Linked DNA regions of Mus musculus: region 2 is linked to region 1. The links are chromatin loops, found by intact Hi-C in ENCODE. Cell type or tissue: left cerebral cortex. All regions are shown on one strand. Links, peaks and the distances in the headings refer to the core of each region. The heading gives the core; the rest is flanking DNA. Region 1 has its middle 220 kb from the start of 5033403F01Rik. Region 2 has its middle 210 kb from the start of Gm32243.

Region 1 (5,386 bases), core at 177-5,176:
ACTCAAGTCATTTGAGAGAAGGAAGCCTCAAGTGAGAAAAGGACTCCATAAAATAGGGCTGTGGGGCATTTTCTGAACTGATGGTTACCCATTGTAGCTGGTGCCATCCCTGGGCTCTATAGGAAATGGTCCTGGGTTCTATAGGCAAACAGTCTGAGCAAGCCAGGGGAAGCAAGAAAGTAAACAGCACCCCTCCATGGCCTCTGCATCAGCTCTTGCCTCAAGATTCCTGTCTGGTTTGAGTGCCTGTGCTGACTTCTTTCAATGATGGACTATGGTATGTTTTGTCATAGCAATAGTAACCAAAACTATGACATTAAGTGAGTCAGAGACTCTGAATAAGTTCAGAAATTAGACTCTAAACCAGGCCTTCCATGGATTTGAAGCTCACACTCATGCCAGAGGTCACAGATGTAGCTGATCCCCATCACGTTGCCCAATGCACAGTCTTCCATATAAAGAAACAGCTATTCCCGTAATCAATCCTGATGTAGCAGTAGTTACAAAGGCCCATGATTTGGTCTGATCTAGGTTGGGCAGCAAGTTCTAGATGCCTTCTATGATATGTCTAACTCTCTAAGGGCTGGGGCCCTATTCCAGTTCTCATGATTATTCTCTATTGTGTCTTACAGGTAGACCTAGTCATGTGAATTTACTCCCATCTAGTGCTAAGGAGAGCAGAATCCATTAGTTTTTAGGGAAGGCAACAGGAATTAAGAATAAGTCAGTGTTAAATATTTTTACCAAGAAGCAAATGAATGACAAGCCAAGGTCATGAATTCATACACAGAGGAGATCATTTCTCTACTTACTCTATTCCATTGTTATTGAATATAAATACATTTGCATAGATGTTTTGCAATACTCAAAAACAATTAACGTGGAAATAAGTCAACATAGGCTCCTACTGGAATATCCAGCATGTTTGTTAATATCCACACTTAGAACTATTTGTCCTTTGATACATAGAATTCTCTTTAAAGTTAAAAGGATGTTTGCTCTGTATTAGGTGGGCCCAAAGTCTTAGTTTATAACTGGGAAAGTTCGACAGTTTTTCCTTATTGTTTTTAGAGGGGGTAGGCTTTCTGTCTTTCAACTCATAACATATAAATACTTCACATTGTTCTATTCTTGATGCCCCCCTCCAAACCACATTTGATAGCAGTTCAACTGTTCCTTGAAAATTTAAATTTACTGCATGTACCAGAGGGGTTGTATTCAAATCATCTTGTGCAACTCTTCGGTGAGCTCTTTGCTACCTCCTGGCTGTCATCTAAAGGAGAAAAGTAAGGCAACTTCTCCAGAGAGAACCGAGATGTTACTGTAGAGATGGCTGGTGTTTTGCAGAAAATTTCCGAGATATCCATCGGTCAAAATATCACTGACCAAATGCTTTTGAAGTGTTCACTCCATGGAGAGTACAGGCCCAGATATCATGCAGAAGCAGAGGCCAAAACAGTGCACGTGGTTGCACTTGTTATTATTCGTGGTAGCTTTGTGTTTGATAGCTTCTTCATTTCTAAGTCCATTTTTCAGTTGTTTTACCAAGATGTATTTGAAAGTTCAAAACCTGTATCTATAGCATAGAGGTTGAAGGCTCTTCATGTTCACCATGATGCTGTCATAAGAATAAAGCTAACACACTTGCTTAACACTGCAGGGGGTCTCTACATCTGTCCTTTGTAGATCTCTATTTTCTTGACTGGGTGTATGGGGAGTTATACAAGTTTCAAGATGCAGAGAGTGTGTAAGTCCTATCCATTAAACCTATAAGGTGGGAAAGGAAAGAATCATTATTTCCCTGTTAAAAAATCAACAGGAAATTGGAGTCTTTGCAATCACCAAACACATCCTCCAAGCCATGAAGCCTTCTCTAGTTAACCGAACCATGCTAAAGACCAGCTCTCTGGGATTCTATTGTAGAATTTGCACTATTTTCTGAAGTCCTTACTAACTAACTGACCAACCAACCAACCAACCAACCAACCAACCTAATTCGTTGAAATTCTGGTTAGCTGCCAAAATCCCATGGTTAGAGTTTACAGAACACATCAACATTGATGGAGTCCCCATCCTTCAGCTTTGTTTTTTGTTTTCCTACAGTTAAAGCAGGAAGATAAGGATTCTCGGGTAAGACCTCTTGAGCTGTTTTTGTTTTCTCTTTAGATCTTTGGACTATAGTTCTTCCAAAGGGGGAACTATAATGCTTGGAATTTTTTTTTTTTTGTAAGAAGATCCTACATGAGATGTGCTTTCGTTCTTTGTGCAATGTATATGAATCTACACAGTGGGGGAAAGAAAAGCAGCATTGTCCTCAAACAGAGCAACAGTGAAACCTAATTGTCAACCAGATTTGAAAAAGAAAGTCCAGGAAAAATGTCCAGGCCTACAAATGTGCTTGGTGTATCTCTTTTTCTCAGAACACTGGGCCTCTGACAGTAGATGGCAGTGTGAGATGGGGAATTTGAGACTTGGCAGTGATTTTTTTTTTTTTCTTGAAATAAGCCCGGTAAAATACTTTCTCTTCTTCTCTTTCTTTCTTCCATTCTTTTTAAAACTTGGAACCACTAAATTGAGTTTTCAGGCAGAGTTTTGTCTGGGTGCCAAGATCCCACCCTGGAAGGCTCTGGCAACCTACAGGTGAGGCTAAGCAAGGGTTCTGTTTGAAGTGGGGCTGTTGCCCTGCTCAGGAGCAAGATGGGAAGTATGTGTGCACAATTTATTGTCATACAGCCAAGCTAACTGCCACTCAACAGTCTTGGCAAGTCTGTACACCTCCCCGGTGAAGGCAGCTCCCCTCCCCTTCATGTTCCTCAGAAATTCATGCTGTTTAGGCCTAATACACAGAAGCCTTGATAAAGCCAAGGCACCAAAGCAGCTTCAGGGTTTCACTTAATCTTCACTCTCCTCAACCCCTTAAAAAATCTGAGGCAGGGAGAGAGGGGATTTCCAAATTGAAATCCGAATTAAATTACACTAGAAAAACGGTCACTGGATTTGAAATCATCCCTTTCCCAGTGCTCGCTCAAGTCAGGGATCCTACTCAGAAACTCAGAAATCATGAAACATACGAGCATATTAAAGCTGGTTATAACGTGTCTTCTTTAATAGTCTTAGTGTATTGGCAGGATGTGGAGTCTCTACTCACCTAGACTTGTGCAGAGCATCGTAGAAATAGGCTGTGTTTTAAACAGGATAGGGATAACTTAAACTATTTGATTTGCTAAATGATTCAGTTCATAAAAAGAGATTAATTTAATTAATCATTCTGATAGTGTCCTTACTTCACACGGTCATGACAGGATTTGAAAAGTGTATCTCATCCATGTTCCTGGCTTTAATGATTGTTTTGCTTTCTATTCTTCTGTGACAACTATACTTACTCAATTGTAGATGTCTTCTAGTCTAGTTTAATCTCAGTGCTTGTATGACAAAATGTCCATGGCTTAGCCATGTTAAGCTCCAGTTTCCCAATTGTTTGTTTGGAATAATGTCATATTTACTCCAGAGAGCCTGAGGTCGAGCACTGGTCATTCTGTCCAAATGTGCAATGAATATTATCCATTGGCATCAGGCAGAATTTGAAACATTATTGCTCCCTGTCCCTTTCAAAAATGGTGAATACTTAATCACCCTAGATGAAGAAAAGTCAAACAGGCAAATTTCATACTTAAGATGTGTTGCCTGCAAGAATAAGTGAAAGGAAAATCGAGATTGCCTTAAGATCACTTTATACTTAAGTGAGAAAACAGAATGTTATAGTCAAATCTCACCCACAGCTGGGAGTGTTTGAATATATGCATACACTTTGCATAACCAAGTCAACCAGTGCTTTGGTTACCAGGTGAGGAACAAGACTTTCAGGATGAAGGTAAAAACGGAGACATGAGAACAAACACAGTCATAAGCCACACCTTTGGTTTCATCTCATTTGGTGGGCACCTTTTAACCTGAGAGGCTGGGGGGTGAGAGCCTGGAAAAAGTAGGAAGTCTGGGGATGAAGACACTAACCACTAGCAGGTTGTGTAGCACAGTCCTGTAATCTTAGCACTCAGGAAGCTGATGCAGGGGGAATGCCAGGATTTGAAGCCAGTCTGGGATACAAAGTGAGTTGAAGGCCAGCATGGACTACATAGAAGATGATGTTTCCAAAGAGTATACCAACAAAGCAACGCCCCTAGCAATCTTTGTTTTGTTTTATTTTTATTTTTAGGAAGTTGTCTACATGGGGCCTCTATGTTAACCTGGATGGAGACTTGTTGAAAGATTGACAACCATGTCATGGTTGAATACCAGGATGCTAGGATGCTATTTCTTAAACTCATCACTTTTTACATTTCTGTACTCCCTTAAGTTATTCATTGTTTTATTAATATAAATAAAATGCTTTCCTCTTGTTTTGTGACTTTGACAAATTGCTACATAGCCTTGTGTACTTTCCCCAAGAAAACGGAAAGCAACACTCAGAATATTTCAAGATAAAACGACTTAGTACTCATGGCAGTTACTAGGTCAGTCGTAGGCACTTGGTAGGTCAGTGAATATAGCCAGGTGTGAAAAGCACCTTCCCAGTTAGTAATGATAGAATCAGACAATTATAGAATGCTACGCTTTAAAGAACCCCATAGCAACCAAAATTTCTTTTTCTTTTTTTTTCTGTTGTATATAAATTTTATTTATTTATTTATTTATAGATATTTCCTTTATATACATTTCAAATGCCATCCCGAATGTTCCCTATACCCTCCCTCCACCCTGCTCCCCTACCCACCCACTCCTGCTTCTTGGCTCTGGCATTCCCTTATACTGGGGCATATAAAGTTTGTAATACCAAGGGGCCTCTCTTCTCAGTGATGGCCGACTAGGCCATTCTTTTTCTTATAAAAGCAGAAGGTAATGACTTGATTGAGACTGCTGACATGGGTTCTATTCAAATCCTCAGCAAATGAAACCAGGAGAATACACACAAACATTAGCAAAAGATCCACTATCAAGAGTCAGTTTCTATCCTCCTTTGAGGCTGAAGAATCTCAGGGTCTGTAGTCAGCAAGTCGGGAGTGCAGAAACTTAACAGCTTGGAGCTAGGCTATGTCAGACTTGAGATCCAGGGAAAGCCACTGTTTGGGCTGCATCTGAGGGCAAGTGGAGATTGACAACCAGCTCGAAGCAGTCAGCCATGATGAATTTCCCGAGTGACAAGATGGGTAGATGGAAGATGGGCTGCTTTATTCTACCCAGGATTTCCACTTACTGAGCAATCAGCTTTATTTGGTCCACTGATTCAAAGGAGAACCGGCTAAAAGTATTCTGTTGGGGACATTCAGAGACATAGTTTGTCAGATGTTTGGACATTCCTGGCCCAATCTAGAAGACATACGTTTAATGT
Region 2 (5,386 bases), core at 62-5,061, 250 kb after region 1:
AGAAGGGACTGCTTATAGAGGAAGGAACAGGGCATCTGACTTTCAAAGGTAAACACAAGACTGGTGGCCAGGGATTTACTTATCATGTAGAAAAATTAATTTCTCCTTTGAAATTAAGAAAGACAAACTTCGCCTGGGACATAACTTGTAATGAAGGAGGGAAGTGCTACAGCCCATGTATTACATACATGTGCACGTGCCCTTCTGTCTGTGGGATATATATGCCAATAAGTGTTCAAAATTTTAATGATAATTCCAAGTATGCTTTATTGATTTTTTCTATGTTGAGACTTCTGTTTTCTGTCATTTAAGCAGATTAGTGACTTGTGATGTTCAGAGACTCAAGACCAGAGGTCTGGATTGGTTGCCTAATATTCTGAATGCCAAGTTCTTTTTAGCTGTTTTAAATTTTATTTAATGTATGTGTGTGTGCGCATGTGTGTGTGTGTGTGTGCATGTGTGTTCACACATGTGCCACTGTGCTCATGCAGAAGCCAGAAGACATCTTTAGAAGACATCTCCTCCACCATGGTTTCTAGGCTGAGCACTGGTGCTCAGCCTTGCACAGCGGACAAGTATGTCTTCTAATTGAAATGCAGGGAAGAATTGCTTCTTATGAGATGAAATGGTCTAGGTGGACCCACTTTTCCAGCCCCAGTCACTTGTAACACTGGCAGACATCTGCATGAGTTGGAGTTTGATCATTACCACTCAGTCTCCTTAGAGGATCTGCCAGATCCTGACCAATACAACTGAGGATGCTCGCAGCCAACCATCGGACAGCACAGGGACCCCAGTGGAGGAGTTAGGAGAAGGACTGAAGGAGCTGAAGGGGCCTTATCTGGCATCAATGGGAGGGGAGGCCCTTGGTGCCCCAATGTAGAGGAATGCTAAGGAGGTGAGGCAGGAGTGGGGAGGTGGGTGGGGGAGCTCCCTCATAAAAGCAGGGTAAAGGAGATTGGATAAGGAGGTTGCAGAGGGGAAACCAGGAAGGGGGATAGCATTTGAAAAGTAAATAAATGGAAAATCAAATTTAAAAAAAGAAATTAAAGCTCATAATCGAATATAAAAGGAAGGAAGGAAGGAAGGAAGGAAGGAAGGAAGGAAGGAAGGGAGGGAGGGAAGGAAAGAAGGAAGCAGGGAGGGAGGGAGGAAGGAAGGAAGCAGGGAGGGAGGGAGGGAGGGAGGGAGAAAGGAAAGAAGCAGGGAAGGAGGGAGGGAGGGAGGAGGGAGGGAGGGAGGGAGGGAGGAGGGAGGGAGGGAGGGAGGAAGGAAGAAGGGAAGAAAATTATCTTGTGCTATAATCTGGTGAATTTAATATCCTGCAAGCTCACACTTGAGCTTCCAGAAGCAAACCAATAGGGATGGGAAAACTCAGTCAGTCATTCAGGAGAACTTAATGGTGTTAAGAGTTATCACCTGACCAAACAAAGGAGCACTGTCTGCTCTCACAGAAGGGCTCCACTTAATATGTCCCTCCTCAGTGATGCAGGAATGGTCACCTTGTCAAAGGCTTTCACTGCTAATTACACTCGGAACCCGTTTTCCTTTTAACTTATTGTCCTTATTCCTTGACAAACTGTTATGTCTCGGAAGCCAAAACTTGGTTCAGTTTATTCATTTCTGTAGACTTCCCGGGGTTTGTGCTTTAATTACGTGCACATACATCTATGCCCATAAAAACATCCTCCCAGCAGCGATGCTCAGACACAGCTGACAATAAATAATAAACAATAAACCTGAGAGTGACAATAAATAGCAGGGAGGCAGGGTTCTATCAACGGACACGTGGCTGCTTCCCACAGCCCATTTTCTTGGATGTTGTATTAGTTGAGGTTGAACCAAGGACTGTGCTACATCCCTAGCCCACCACACTTCACCTCAAATCCATTCCAAGAAAGGCTTCCAAAAGCTTTAGCGCTGAAAGTTAAAATTAATAAGTACCTTTCCTGAAAATCATGTCCCTCCTCCTTAGAAACAACTCTAAAGAGGAAAAGATTTTAAAACTCTCTTGTCACATCAATTGCAAGGTATGCAATAAAAAAGCCGAACACCCATGACTCCATAGCTGTGTGCATCGCCCTCAGGAGGGACCTGTTTGCTAGCCAATTAATATTATCAGTAGTGAATTCTGATGAGAAAGATGGTTTTATAGGCATAGATGTGTGTGCACATACTTAAAGTACTTAATAGTAGGAATTTCACCGAGCCTTATAGCAAAGAGACAGCTCAGTAGGGAGACAGCTTGTACTAGATGGCTAGGATTGTCTGGGTATAAAAGACCAGAACCATCGACAAAGCATTGACAAAGATAACCCTGAGAAGGCAGAAAGTATCAGGTTGTCCAAATAAAGCCTTTAGAAATCAGAATATCACTTGTGGAGTTAAGATTTAAAGAAATCACTTCATTATTAGGCAGATGCCATGTAGTAACAAACTTGGCCTTGACAATCATGAAGGACAAACATGCTGGAGACAATCACTGTGCTCCCAGGTTTAGAAATATTTCTCATGGTAGAAAAGGGATGACGAGTGACTATTAAATGGAGCTTGGTTACTGGGAACGCTGACTTACCAGAGACCGTGTAAGTATGGAAACTATGGGAACCACATTGGTCTTAACGACCTCACTTTTTCCGCTTGTGATATCTGCCATGCAAGCTGCACTTTCCATTCTCACATCTGAGGGCTGATTCCAGCTAGCTGAGTAGGACACAGCAGGGCACACATACGCTGCTGGTCCAGCGACAGGCCCAAAGTGGGATCCAGCTCAACGGGAGGTTCCAAGGCCTGACACTACGACTGAGGATACGGAATGCTCACAAAAAGGGATCTATCTTGACTGCCCTCCAAAAGACTCAACAAGCAGCTGAAAGAGTCAGATGCAGTTAGTTGCCCCCAACCAATGGACAGAAGCAGCTGACCCCTGTTATTGAATTAGGGAAGGTGGAAAGAAGCTGAGAAGAAGGGTGATCCTGTAGGAGGACCAGCAGTCTCAACTAATCCGGACCTCTGATATCTTTTAAACACTGGACCACCAAACAGACAGCATACACCAGCTGATATGAGGCCCCCAACACACATACAGTAGAGAACTGCCAGGTCTGTGTTCATTCAGAGATGATGCACCTAACCTTTATGAGACTGAAGGCCCCAGGGAGTTTAGAGGTCAGGTGGGGTGGGGGTGGGGGCATCCACGTGGAGAGGGGGTGGGGTAGAGAGGAGGTGTGGGATGTGGAATAGTCAGAGGGTGGATGGGGAGGGGGTGGAGAATAGAATATGGAGTGTAAAAATGAATTACAAATGAAATTAAGTTAAAAAAAAGAAATAAAAAGGTACCAATTTGATATTAGGAAAATCTGTTGAACTGGCTGAAACTTTAACATATATGTACATATGTATATGTTTATATATATATTTATAAATATTTATATGCATGTATATGTACATATGTCTATATTTATACATATGCTTATATATTTATATACTATACATTTATGTGTGTATATTTGTATATATATGTATACATATGTTTATATATGTTTATATATTTATACATGTTATAAATATATAAACATATTACATTTGGTACCTATTTGTTGTCCCTATATACATTTCATTATTTCTTTTCTTTTCTTTTCTTTTCTTTTTTTTTTTTTTTTTTTTTTTGGCTCTTTTAAGACAGGGTTTCTCTGTATAGCCCTGGCTGTCCTGGAACTCACTTTGCAGACCAGGCTGGCCTCGAACTCAGAAATCCGCCTGCCTCTATTTCATTATTTCTTTGTGAGGTTCTGGTTCCTAATAGTCATGACTCCCTTTCTAAAGAATTTCTTCATATTCTGGTCTGTGAGCTTGAATTGCTTCAAGTTCCATTTTACTAAAAACTTCTCTGCTTTAACTAATGTTTTTAATTAAAGATCCATTAGTATATATTATCTACCCAAGTGATGACTTTAGAACGGTGTTGTATATTTTGACCATGTTACTTCCTTCCCCTTTATCTTCGTCAAGTTTCCAAGGCTGTGACAAAACGCCATGACCAAAGCGACTTGGGAAGAAAAGGGTTTCAGCTTACACATCCCAGGTCACAGCCCACTGAAGGAAGCCAAGACAGAAACTCAGCACAGGAACTGAGAGGAGCCATGGGGAAATTGGCTCACTGGTTTTCTCCACAAGGCTTGCTCGGGCTTCTCTCCTATATAGCCTAGGTCCACCTGCCCCGGGTATCATGGCCTACAGTGAGCTGGGCCTTCCAACAGCACTTACTACCTCACAGGCTTGCCCACCAGCCAGTCTTATGGATGCATTGTCTTAATTAGAATTCCTTTTACCCAGATATTCCAAGGGATTTTTTTTAAGTTGACAAAAACCAACTAACACACCCCTCCCTAACCAGTACAATTTCAGTCTCCTTTCTACTTTCATGTCTATATATGTAAAGTCTATGCTCTAGTTAATGAAATAAAAGATATTTTTCTTTCATTTGCCACAATGATCTCCAGTTCTGTTCATCTTCTGAAAATGACTTAACTTCATTCGTTCATTCATTCATTCTTGCTTGCTCGCTCCCTCCCTCCCTTCTTTTCTTCGTTCCTTCCTTTCCTTCTTTTATTTTTTTTTATGGCTGATTATACTGTATTGTATATGTAACACACATTTTGTTTATCCATTCACATTTTGGAGATATTTTCACTGCATATGGAATTCCCTGGATAGATTATTCTCTTCTTATTCTTTGTCTTAACATTATTAGTCTATTCACTTCCCCACTTCCCGACTCGTCTAGTTTCTGAGGAACTATTTTAATGCTCTTCGCAGTTACCCCGTATGGACGGTTTGCTCTTCTCAGGCTGCCAGAGAAGTTTTCGTTTCTTTGGTTTTCAAAGTGTGTGCATCTAGGCACATGTACACAGCACTGGCCTTGCTCTGCTCTGCTCTTATACTCTTTAAAACCTTTTGGAGTTTGTGGCTGTAAACTTAAATGCTTTCAATTGTTTTGCAGACAGTATTTGTTTGGAAATGTTTTCTGTCCTCTTTCTCTGGTGGAGCCTGTTATTCCATACGCCAAGCCCGTGGGTACTGCGGCCCTTAAATGCTACATCCATCTCCCACCCCTTCATTTACTGCTTCTTATTTCAGTTTAAGTCGTTTCTATTGAACACATTGCAGATTAGCTAAGGCTTCTGGTTTTGCTCTTTTAATTTGTAACATCTACACTTAGCTCATCTTGGTCGTTAACCTATTCCATGTTACCGACCCATTCTTGACCAGCCTTTCCACTAGATAACTGTTGTCTGGTTGTTGGTTCATTTGAGGCTTACTACGTAGTCTGGGCTGGCCTCAAGTTCATTGTGTAGCCCAGGTTACTGCTAAACTCATATGAGTA

What was found. Peaks named below come from ENCODE experiments on the same cell type or tissue, not always from the same donor. Only the 100,000 strongest peaks of a DNase experiment are listed, where the experiment ranks them.
Region 2: it touches region 1 in a loop (2.7-fold over the local background); 6 of 42 quality-filtered maps call a loop at or near these places.

Annotation. Positions count from the first base shown.
Region 1 is chr13:39,181,344-39,186,729 of GRCm38, forward strand. No RefSeq gene overlaps it. Among named protein-coding and RNA genes, the nearest start is that of 5033403F01Rik, 220 kb to the left of the region's middle. In left cerebral cortex, for the core only: a CTCF peak has its summit at 2,451 (motif pointing right); DNase peaks (open chromatin) are centred at 2,454 and 2,686.
Region 2 is chr13:39,431,876-39,437,261 of GRCm38, forward strand. No RefSeq gene overlaps it. Among named protein-coding and RNA genes, the nearest start is that of Gm32243, 210 kb to the right of the region's middle. In left cerebral cortex, for the core only: no CTCF peak of the experiment used is centred there; no DNase peak of the experiment used is centred there.